Regions from separate parts of the Mus musculus genome. Here region 1 is linked to region 2. Evidence: chromatin contacts called from ENCODE Hi-C or POLR2A ChIA-PET data. All regions are on one chromosome and are shown on one strand. The core of a region is the stretch at or near the end of the contact, and the rest is flanking DNA. Distances in the headings are between cores, read along the strand shown. Region 1 holds the start of Slc5a10 (solute carrier family 5 (sodium/glucose cotransporter), member 10). Region 2 overlaps Grap (GRB2-related adaptor protein).

Evidence for each region. A loop is a pair of places that touch in the nucleus more often than their neighbours do. ChIA-PET counts read pairs that join two places held with the same protein, here RNA polymerase II (POLR2A).
Region 1: a map of mouse trophoblast stem cell shows a loop between it and region 2 (2.3-fold over the local background). The contact joins the promoter of Slc5a10 here to the enhancer-like site in region 2. A Hi-C loop is called at or near these places in 26 of 37 maps with a recorded cell type or tissue (CH12.LX, Patski, T-helper 1 cell and 7 more). POLR2A ChIA-PET finds 5 or more read pairs at or near these places in 4 of 5 experiments (Patski and embryonic stem cell).

Annotation. Positions count from the first base shown.
Region 1 is chr11:61,716,880-61,722,326 of GRCm38, reverse strand. It overlaps Slc5a10 (solute carrier family 5 (sodium/glucose cotransporter), member 10), which reads left to right and starts at 2,342. Exons shown (of 15, transcript NM_001382268.1): 1 at 2,342-2,485. The coding sequence starts at 2,375.
Region 2 is chr11:61,658,083-61,663,882 of GRCm38, reverse strand. It overlaps Grap (GRB2-related adaptor protein), which reads right to left. Exons shown (of 5, transcript NM_027817.3): 2 at 3,564-3,661. Among named protein-coding and RNA genes, the nearest start is that of Grap, 7.7 kb to the right of the region's middle. Within about 2 kb of position 4,461, at least 1 of the 3 ENCODE cell types and tissues checked has a DNase peak (open chromatin) inside an H3K27ac peak, as active enhancers do; it is gastrocnemius, where a contact is called at or near this core.

The DNA of each region.
Region 1 (5,447 bases), core at 1,093-3,592, 61 kb before region 2:
GCGGTGCGTTCCAGAAGTCACTCCTGGCCTGCCACAGCCTTTGACCTGGTTATGTTTGTCAATTTCACGCTTGGTGGGTACCAGTCCTCTGTGCCAGTTACACATTTGTCTTGCTCGGGTCCCAACCCCCACACAGATGACTGACTCATCCAGAAAGTGGTTCTCATGAGTAAGGGGAATTTCTCTTTGGATGGATGGATGGATGGATGGATGGATGGATGGATGGATGGATGGTTCTATAGTTTGAACACATCCCCAAACCTCATTTATTGGGAACTAAAACTACAGAGTCAGGTGGAGACGTTAAGAAGTGATTAGGGTAAGATTACCTGGTCAACAGCTTGTATAGCTCAAGGGGGGGGTCTGTTTTCAAAGGCTGGCTATAATCTCTTGGATGCGTGCCTCTCTTCCCTGCTTCTGGAGTCTTAGGGTTGCCCACTCTATATGTGTCCCTCTGACCAGTTCCCAGAGCAATGCAGCATCTTTATTCTTCACAAACTTCCTCATCTGTGGTATTCAGTTATCGTGACAGAAAATGGACTGAGAGGCAGATAGCTCCTCAACAAGGAAGGGAAGTCCTCATCTTTCTTGGGCTGAGTTGACCAGAAGGGCTGTGTCCTTTTTCATGTGTGTAAATGTGGGTATGGCTGGGCACAGGGGCAGAGGTGTCATTTCTCCTGTGCTTGAATTCTTCAGTGAAGAACAAGCAAATCCATTTTCTTTTGAAAATTGTCTTTGATTAGAGACAGGCAAGGCTGTCTGCCAGTACCTTCCATCCTGCCGAGGAGGGGTGCCAATGGTTATTGGTTCAGCCACTCATAGTGATGAGACAGACTCAGTGATTTAGTCCCTGTTTGACCAAAGCAACTCTTCTACAGGAAGACATTTAACCGGGGCTTGCTACAGTTTCAGAGGGTCAGAACCATTATCATCATGTCAGGGAATAAGGCAGCAAGCATGGCACTGGAGCAGCAATTGAGAGCTACATCCTGATCCAAAAGGAGAAGGAGAAGAGACTGGGCCTAGCATGGGCTTTTGAAATCTCAGCGATATATTTCCCCTGATAAGACCACACCTAATCCTTTTAATCTTTTCAAATAATTCCATTCCTTAGTGACTGAACATTCGGATATATGAGCCTATGGGGGGGCATTCTTATTCAAACCACCACACTCAATAAATCTGTATGTTACCCTATGGATCTTTCAGATTGGGGAAAGTAGGTATTTGGGTCACAGATACTGCAGGCAATCGCTTGCACTGAGGTCAGCTTGCAGTAGAGTGGAGACAGAGCCATTTAAGCCTGCTGAATCCTGTGTTCAGTGGAAACTCAGATTTCCTGTCTTGATCTTGTCCTACACAGAAGAGTTGACCTTTAGTCTCTGCTCAGTAGTTTAGTTGCTAAGTAGCAGGCTAGGTGAGACTGAATGCCGTGTGAGCAGATGCTCACTCATTAACACTTTTGGAAGGGTTTCGTGTAAAGTTAAACTCCAAACACTCCACAGAGCACGAGCCAAGCTACTGAGCAGAGCATGATGCAGCTGCTGAGCACTAATGTCCCTGGTGCCTGGGTGGCAGGCCTTGGTGGAATTTCAGTGAAACCAGAGCCACCACTGCCATCATACTGAGAGCCAGGTCTACATCTACAGAGGACTTAGCTCTACCCTTGAATGGGTGGGGACAGACAACTTAGCCTTCAGCCTCTGTTCCTTGACTAGACTAAGATATCACCTACACTGTGTGGTGAGTTTGCTTGTGACATAGGAGTAGCTACAGGATGGGAAGAAGTCCTTGGTATTTGACAGGTACTGACCCAGGCTGGGTAAATGGATGGCCGAGTGGTAGGGTCAGGTCTGTCTTGCTTTCTAGAACAGTAGAGATAATGGCGACAGGACTTAGGGCCTGGCATAGGGACTCTCCTGGCATTGCCAGGAGCCACCATCTTGAGTTTAGATCAGCCTGCTGACTCCAGAAGCAAGCCTGTCCCTCAGGGAGATGTCTTTAGAGGTAAGGCAGCCATTCTACTGCTCCACGCTCAAGTAAACGAAGTCTAGGTGACGCTAAATGGGGCATTGGCATCTCACTCAGAGCTGTGCCCTTCCTTTTCCAACCCACTCAGAGTTTAAGAAGGTTCCTTTCCTCTGCCTGCACTCCTCCCAGAGTACCCGAGTCCCTGCCCTCTGGGATTCACCTACCCCTGCAGAGCAAAAGGAGACCTATCTGTGCTTTGAAGCATTCCCCAGGCACGAGGCCACACTGTGGGCTGCAGATGTCATTTCTCACTTGGTTTAATGATCAATTAATTCCGTTCAGAAAGCCCTTCATCACCTCACTTCTCCTCAGTCCCTGGGCTCGGCACGGCGCTTGCTGCAGGATGGCTGGCAATTCCACTGGGGATGCCCATGTTCCAGGATCCCAGCTGAGTGTCACGGACATTATTGTCATCTCTGTCTATTTTGCCTTGAATGTGGCCGTGGGCATATGGGTAAGAACCTGCAGTGGCCCACTGGGCTCTCGGGCATAACTGGGGCCAGCACATTCCTGGGTATCTGTATGGGTCTTATTTGGTGGTCTGCTGCCTGAACACTAGAATTATGGTGATTCCCTAGCTGTGCCCAGAATCCAGAAAGGGGGAGGGGGGTGTTCAGGGCTTGGAAGCTGCTGATCGTCCTGCCCTGCTCAGTAACTGCTGAACTCAGCTTCTCTCTGGAGAACACAGACGGGCTATTCGAGCCAGCAGAAGATCCACTGACAGCAGACACCTGCTGTGTAGTTGTCAGGCCCTCCCCTGTGTCCCATCTACCCCACACCCAACCTCTGGGAAGGCCAGGCTTGCATTACCAAGGGGACTTACCCAGGGGTCCACAGACTGGAAATGTGCCCCCCTTGCTGTCATTTCAATGCCAATCTTTTGGGTGCTCCTAAGTGGGAGGCAGTGCAGCAATCCAGCCTCATCCACCTCACGGGGCCATGTTTAGGACAGTTCCCTGCCTCGGCCTTGGAAGCCTGACGTTCTCCGTAGGAGACCCGCTATCCCTTTCTTTCCTCCTATAAGTCCTGTTCCAAGACAAGAGCCTGGGGAATGGGAGAGCAGACATGTTCACTCAGTATTGTAGGGTAGGGACGGCACCTACTTCACAGGGTGAGGTCTACCAAAGAGACCTGGTGAAGACAGGACCCTGCTGCCACCGTTGGATCTATAGAAATGGTCGTACCAGTAGGACTGTAGTGGCTAGTGATATGGACATAGTGTTGATGCTGCTGCTGTTGCTGCTGCTGGTGGTGGTAGTGGTGGTGGTGGTGGTGGCAGATAAACGACTTATGGCCATCATCAGAGCTAGGTTCTCCTCTTACCCCAGCTCTGCTCCTTTTTTTTTTTTTTTTTGGTTTGGTTTTATTTTAATTTTCATATGAGTGGATGTTGCTTGCGTCTGCGTGTATGTCTGTGCACCATGTGCATACCTGCTTGATGTCCAAAGAGGCCAGAAGAGTGTCAGATCCTCCGGAACTGGTGTTATAGATGCTCGTGAGCCAATACATAGATGCTAGGGATTGAATCCAGATCTTTGGATCGAGCAGTCAATGCTCTTAACCACTGAACCCCATGGTGTGTGCGTGTGCGCGTGTGTGTGTGTGGTGTGAATGCATGTGCGTGCAGTGTGTGTGGTACATGAGTGTGTTTGTGTGTGGTATGTGTGGAGTGGTGTGTGTGGTGTAGTATGTGGTATATGTGGAGTGCTGTGTGTGTGTGTGTGTGTGTGTGTGTGTGTTTGTGTGTGTGTGTGTGTGTGTATTTTACAAAGTGATATTTAACAGCCCTGTCTTTGATGGCATTTACCAACCACATGCTATAACCCTCTGTCACATTTTACTAATTCTCATAATACTTCTAATTTTCTTATCAATAATATACTATCTGTAACCTTCTATATTATCAATATACTAAATTATATGGACAGGCCATGTCCATATATGACAGGGAGCTTGTGTTCCCTCTGTCCACTGCAGGGACGTTCCTGGTGCCTCTCCTCCTGTCAGGCCTCCCTATTTCCTGAGACACAGGGCTGAAATGAGGCTGATTAGTAGCCCACCATGGCCTGTTAGTGTTCCAGAGAACACAAGAGCTGCCAATTTCTTGCTCCGAATCAAAGGCTAGAAATGATTAAGCTCCGTGGGGAAAACTATAGACACAAGGAACTGCTCCTGACTGAGAGTCGATGTGACTCTAGTGAGCTGAGGCATGCAGGGAAAGCAGTCTCTTTCTGGCGAGATCAAACTCATCCAGCCTTGCCTTGAGCCAGCAAAGCCCACCTCCTGCAGAGCCTCCTGCAGCCCCTAGCAGTTGCCCTCAGCAGCCTTCTAGGGACAGGCTGGAAGATAGCTTGGTAGGTAAAGAACATGAGGACCTGGGTTCAAACACCCAGAACCCGGCCTGGCAGTGGTGGTGCACACCTTTGAGATCAGCACTCTGGAAACAGAGGCAGGCAGATCTCTTGAGTTCAAGGCCAGCTTGGTCTACAGAGTGAGTTCCAGGACATCCAGGGCTACCCAGAGAAACTCTGAGTCAAAAACAAAACAAAACAAACAAACAACAAAAAACAGAACCTGTTCAACCCATGTACCCATGAGACCAGTGCTTCCATGGCAAGGAAATGGGAGGCAAGTAGGAGAATTCCAGAAGTCCACAGGCCTGCCAGTTACTGGTGTGTGCAATGCTGAACAGCAAGAGATCCTGTCTCAGACAAAGTGGGAGATGAGAACTGACACCAGGCCTTGTCCTCTGACCTACACACACGCACATGCACACACACACACACACACACACACACACACACACACACACACACATTAAAAAAATGAGAGGCATGTGACCAGGAAGATGCAGCAGCAGATCTGAATGGTGAGTTTGGACTACATGTTCCAAGTAATGATAACTGTACGGGATTCTGATGCTGAAGGATTGATGCAAGGTGGACCTGTTAAAGAAACAAGGGACAAAGAGGACTGTTTTAGAGTACACTCGGTCCTATCAGGCCAGGCTGAGTCAAAATGGTGTCAATCATAGGGCTAGAAAGAAGGCCCAGTGGGTAAGAGCACTGGCTGCTCTTCCATGAGACCTGGGTTCAACTCCCAGCCACATGGTGGATGACAACCGTCTACAGCTCCAGTTCCAGAGGACCTGACACCATCTTCTGGGTTCTGATGGCCCCAGACAGGAACATGGTGCAAGACACACATACAGGCAAAAAACACCTACACACATAAAATAACAATAGCAATTCTAAAAAGCAAAGTGGAGACAGTCACACTGACGTTCCACTTCCCCAGTGTGAAAACAGCTTCTTCCATGACGCTCCAAAGTATCAGAAGGAAGAGGCTCTGCTGCCTGTGAAATAGGCCAGTTTCCATCTGAATGGTAGATACAGTTTCCCCTGCTTTGTCCCTTG
Region 2 (5,800 bases), core at 3,212-5,711:
TTCATTATTGTTTTAAATTATATGTATTATATATAAGGGGTGGGGTATGTGTATGTGAGTCCAGAAGAGGGTGTCAGGTCTCCCAGAGAGGGAGTTACAGGTGGTTGTGAGCTGCCAGATGTAGGTGCTAGGAACCAGACATGGATCCCCTGCAAGAGCAGTATGCACTCTCAAAACTATTTATTTCTGTGTGGGCGCATACATGTTCAGGAATGTACATACTACATATATGTAGACCAGAGGATAACCAGTCAGTTCTCCCCTTCCACCATTCACATCCTGGGCACTGAAATCAAGTCACTGGGCTTGGTGAGAAGTGCCTTTAATCACTGAGCCGTCTCACTAGCCCAGTACAGATTTTTAAAAGTTAAAAAAGCGTAAAATTGTGCTAGGATGTGAGTCAGTGGAGTGCTAGCCTAGCGAGTGCGACACTCCACGTTCGTCCTCGGCACCACAAATAAGTATGGGTGACATCAATAATAGTGGCCTCCCTCCCTGCCTTGTGTCCCTCCCGAGTAGGAGCAGACTTGGAACAGAACTGCACCCGCTAGGTCTTGGGACTCTTGCAAGGCCAGAGCAGCCTCTCCTGGGGTCCTTCCTGTCTGCTGGGCTAGCCAGCTTCTGCAGCGAGGCCTCAAGGCCCTTTCCAGCCAGCCGCTCGCTTACTGACCCCAGGGCATTGTATTGAGTCCTAGGCTAGAGCGCTGGGCCTAGAAGGATTCTTTGGGAGGTGGTGGTGGTGGGGTCCCCAGGAACGGGAGGCTGCCTGCCATGCCTGGACATAGCTCCAAAATCTACATTGGAACTTGGTCTCAGTGGTGGCTATTTTTGGTTGTCAACTTGACTACATCTGGAATTAACTAAAGCCCCCAAGTAGAGGGCATACTTGTGAGAGAGCTTTGCTTAATCCAAAGTGGAAAGATCTACTTCTGATCTGAATCTCTGAGGCAGGAAGACTTTTAATCCAGGTCTTTGGAACTAGGGTAACCCGACCTCTAATCTGGGCCACACCTACGGAAAGCCTATATAAAGATATGGAGGAAGATGGCTTGGCTCTCTGCCTGCTTGCCATTGACTTGCTAGCAAGTCCATTCCTTCATTGATTGGCATCAGAGCCTGCTTCTGCAGGATTCCAGTGTGTCCTGAATCAGCTGAGACATCCAGCTTTGTGGACTGAGCAACTACTGGATTCTTGGACTTTCTGGTCATAGCCAGCCATTGTTAGATTAACTGGAAGAGATGGAGAGGGAGAGCGAGAGAGGAGAGAGAAATGAGAGAGAGTGTGAGAGAGAACCCTAATACAGTCTCTACAGCAGAGGCGAGAAGTGGGAACACTGGGTGACAGGGTCATGGGGGGATTGGTCTAATAGGCCGTGAGTTACGGAGGAAGGGTTCACCTGCTTGAAGGGCAGTTGAAGGAAGTTCTAAATCTCAGTTCTCACCACTCCATCTTTGACTCTACTATGTTGCTTCTTGTACTGGGGTGGAAACTGAAACCCAGGGAGGACCGAGGTCTCCCGAGAAGCTGCTTAGGGAGTCTGAGGTTCACCCCCACACAGCTGCTCTCATGGACTTTCTGTCCCTCTCTGGTGGCTCATGAAGGGCCTCCACCACCAGCTGCAATCCCAGTCTACTTCTTGCAGGCTAAGTGATCCTGGACAAGGCACCCAGTCTCTCTGTGTCTCTGCTGGTCTATAAGGTGATGGATGGGTTTGTCATTGTTTGTTTGTTCGTTCGTTCGTTTGTTTCTGAGACAGGATTTCTCTGTGTAGCCTTGGCTGTCCTAGAATTTGCTCTGTAAACTGGGCTGGCCTCAAACTCAAGACATCCATCTGCCTCTACCTACCAAGGGTTGGGATTAAAGGTGTGTGCCACCGCCGCCCAGCCTATAAGATGATGTTAATAGTTCCCACCTAGGCAGGCAGTGGGCAGCTATAGTAACAGCTGAAGGTGTTTCTACCTCCCACTTTCGTAACATGATGCATACCCCACCTCCCACACATCCCTGGGCCTGTTTCTGACATCCCTGGCAAACTTCTGTTTGAACCTGCAGGCTCAGGGGCTTTTCCTGTTGCTGAGGAGCCCTCCCTGCCCCTACAATCACCTCCCTGCCCTCCAACTTCCCTGAGAATAGAGGACCTGCATCTCCAGATCCAGGGACAGAGATCATCCTGGGACTCAGAGAAAGAGTGGAGCTGCCATAGGTAGAAGCCTTCTAGGGCTACACCCCTCTCTCTCCCCACCACCACATTCAGAGCCTTCACACCTAAGAGAGGGTGACCCTCACAGCTGTTTTGGGCCAGGGTAGGGCCTAAGATGTTCAAGCTGGGCCAGCTAGTCAGCATGTCCCCTAGGATCTGTTGAGAACCTGATCATGACCCTGCTTGATCCAAGCATAGGCAGGTGGTTGTGCCTTCCAGGCACCAGGGGCTTGGGGTCCTTGACTCTGGAGTATCCTGATGAACCCTCCTTTGCCCTGGCCTCCATGACAGCCTGATTGACGACTGCAGCCCTTGCAATCCCTCTCCTGGCCCTAGGTCAGGTCTGTTCAGCAGTTCAGACTCTACAGCCTTCCAACCTCTGCCTTAAGCCCTTCCTGTGGCCACCCAGGCGACCTCAGTCCTCGCTCCTGCATGCCCCAGCCCTCGCTTGGCTAGCACCCAGGCATCACGATATGCTTTTCTCTCTTCCCCTGTGTCTTCCTCCTGTCTCTGGTTGGGGGTGTGCCAGGCAGGAAAGCCAGCAGAGTGGTTAGGGATGGGGACCCGGAACAGGTGTTGCCACCTCCAGCACAACAGAGGAAGCTGGAGGTGGCAGCAGCTTTGGAAACAAGCAGAAAAAAAAAAAAAAAAAAAAAAAAAAAAAAAAAAAAAAACCAAAGAGGAAATACCCTTTGGGCTCCCCCTGTACCTCCTTCCTTTTCACCCAGCCACACAGCACAACTTCCACCTGCTGACTGAGCTCCACCCTGGCCCAGCACCCCCATGGCTTTCTGCTCCCTTGTCTCAGTGCCTGTCCTCTGTACTAAAGGGCCAGGGGTCATTGCTTTCCTTGCCTCGTTCTGGCTTCCTCCCTTTTTCCACTTTCCCCCGAAAATTCCAAAAGTCATTGCCCTTGTCTATACAGCCAACTCCCATGGATCCCTCAGCATCTCACTCATTGCCACCTTTTCTGAGAGGCACCCTGATGCTGCCTGCCTTTCTACATATACTTTCTGTGCCTTGTGTATCCCACTATTCTGATCCCCTGTCCCTGTGTCTGGCTCCCTGAAACCAGATCAATGACCCAGATGCCATTTAAAGAATATCCAGTTGGTGTTCAAGGATCGTTTAGCTGTCCAGACATTCTGAGAGCAATACTGGATGCCATCTGTAAAGAGCCTGACCTACGTCCCAGACCTAAGATATCTGGGCCAAACTAGACTTCTAGCCTATCCAAGTCCCAGACCAGTCAGCCAGTGCCCATCTTCTTGGGGTGTATTGTACCCCAAGCAGCTTGGCTCTGGCAAGGCAAGGTGGGGTCGCATCGCCTCCAGGTGGATGGTGGCAGTGGTGACTACTCACGGGTGTGGCTTTACACGGATGTAGTTCTTGGGAACAAAACCCTCCGCTCCTCGGAGCTCAGCTTTGTACCAGTTCTGGTCATCTTCCATGTTCAGGATCTGTAGGAAGGAACAATATGTCTTGTCTACTCAGCCACCTGCTGAGGCCCTGCTGTCTGCAGAAGCTGCCAGGCCGCTGTCCCAGAGGACAGAGCCCTGGATGGGGACCTATGGCATCTCACAGGCCAAGCCTGCATACTGGCAGGTGGACATCTACACCTTCCATCCAGACCCCCAGGGGCCTCGGGGAAAGGAAGTAGACTTGTGTTCCTTGGTTTCTGACTGAGCTATGTTTGCAGGAACACAGAGTAGCCAATCAATGACCACTGAGATATGACATGAAGGCCCCCAGATGAGTCAGAGAGCTCCAATGGGTCACATATATTTGGTGTTTGGGATGACAGTGAGGATTAGAATAGGGGGACAAACAAAAGATCCTATGTTCTGATGAGGCCAGTTCTGAGAGTCCCAGTTCCCAGATACTTAGGCCCCACAGATACCCTCCAAGTCTGTGGCCCTGTCACCCCAGGTGAACTAGCTGGAACTAGGTTGAGAGTCACTGGGTGAACCACTGAAGGGTGGAAAGCAGGAGGGGACAGCACCCTCCATGTCATGGGTACGTTTGCGCTGTGTCACCTCAGTTCTCAAACAAGCTGAAGAAACTGCCATCACCAAGTGCTGTTTCCCAGCCAGGCTTAGAGAAGGAGTGAACCTGGCCAGGGCAGCACAGCATACACAGCCCCTATAGTTGGTATAGAGCATTGGCAATGCTGGCCTTAGGGGCCATGGCCCACTGGCTCTCACCCCACTGAACTCCTGCCTTGTCCCTGGCACCAAGCCTGAGGCCCTTCTCTACTTAGGAGCAGGCTGCAGAGCTGGCTCCCCTCTGCACCAGGGCAATAGAAACAGGGAAATTGATATATCTGCATGTCTGATCTGCAAGTGAAAAGCAGCTAAAAGGCTTGTGCCTCAGTCCAGTCCTGAGCCCCCACCCTGGGGGAGGAACTGAAGCCTGGCTGAGCCCTTCCTTCCTTCCTGGCCTGAAGAAGGTCAGCAGTGCTGGGCAGACAGAAGCGGGTAGTTGAACAGATGGAAGCGGGTAGCTGGCTCAGAACCACTTTCACTCTAAATGAAACAATTTCCCCAATGTGGCCACAGCTTGAGAAGGAAATTCTAGCCAGTGCTTTTGAGCTCTGGCTACTTCTGTTGTCTCTAGGGATTTGGCTCCAGCACTAGCTGGAGCCCTGCACTTGCTCCAGACATTAGCTTATCTGTTAATGGGCATAGCTGTGACCAACCACACAGTTTCTCATGCTATAATTCCTATGTGGCCACTGTACCCTTAACTCCAGCCATGTACTGTTCTGCATCCATCCATCTCTTTGTGCAGACCAAGGATGCTTCTATGCTTACCTTGCTGAATTCTTATTGCTGATGGAGCCCTGGACCTTTGGAGCTGTGGGACCTCCTTCCCCAGAGAACACCCTTCAGGTTAGTACTGAATCCTAGGTCAAGCTCAGAGCCTGTCTGTCCCACCACTGGCCCTGACTGCTGCTGGCTTTTCTACTGCCCCCAGAGGCAGTCACTGACAGCTTGCTTGAGCACCTACTGGGTACAGACAACAAAAGGAGTCCTGAAGGTGCTATGAATGCTAGGAGCCTGTCCCCAGGGATGCCTTAAAGAAGGTGAGAGACAAACAGCAGCTTCATGCAGCAAAGAGTGTCAGGGAGCCACTGCCTGGACAAGGAGCTGCCAGAGGGGCACACAGAGTGCTCAAGAAAAGCATGTGCGCGCACACACACATATGTGGGAGATGCCCCGATTTATAAGAAAGGACCAGCTAGTTTGGTGGCCCATGCCTGTCTCCCCAGCCCTTAGAAAGCTGGAGCAGGAGGATTTTTGAGTTCCAGGTCTGTTTGGACTACATGGTTAGACTTGTTTGTGGTTCTCCATCCTTCACCGGCAAAAGGAAAAGAAAAGGAATTCAATGATGAAAAGATAGGGGGACAGTTTCCAAGGTAGAGGGAATAGGGGGACAGCCAGGGCAGAAGCCCAACTTTGGCTCCTTGAAAAGAGGCCACGGGTCTGAGGAGAAGTGCACTAGCTACATGGCCATAGGGGAAGGGCAGGGCAGGGAGAGATGCTCAGATTCCAGACAGGAGTCCAGAGCTGGAAGGTTTCAGGGGCAGGCGGCTAGGG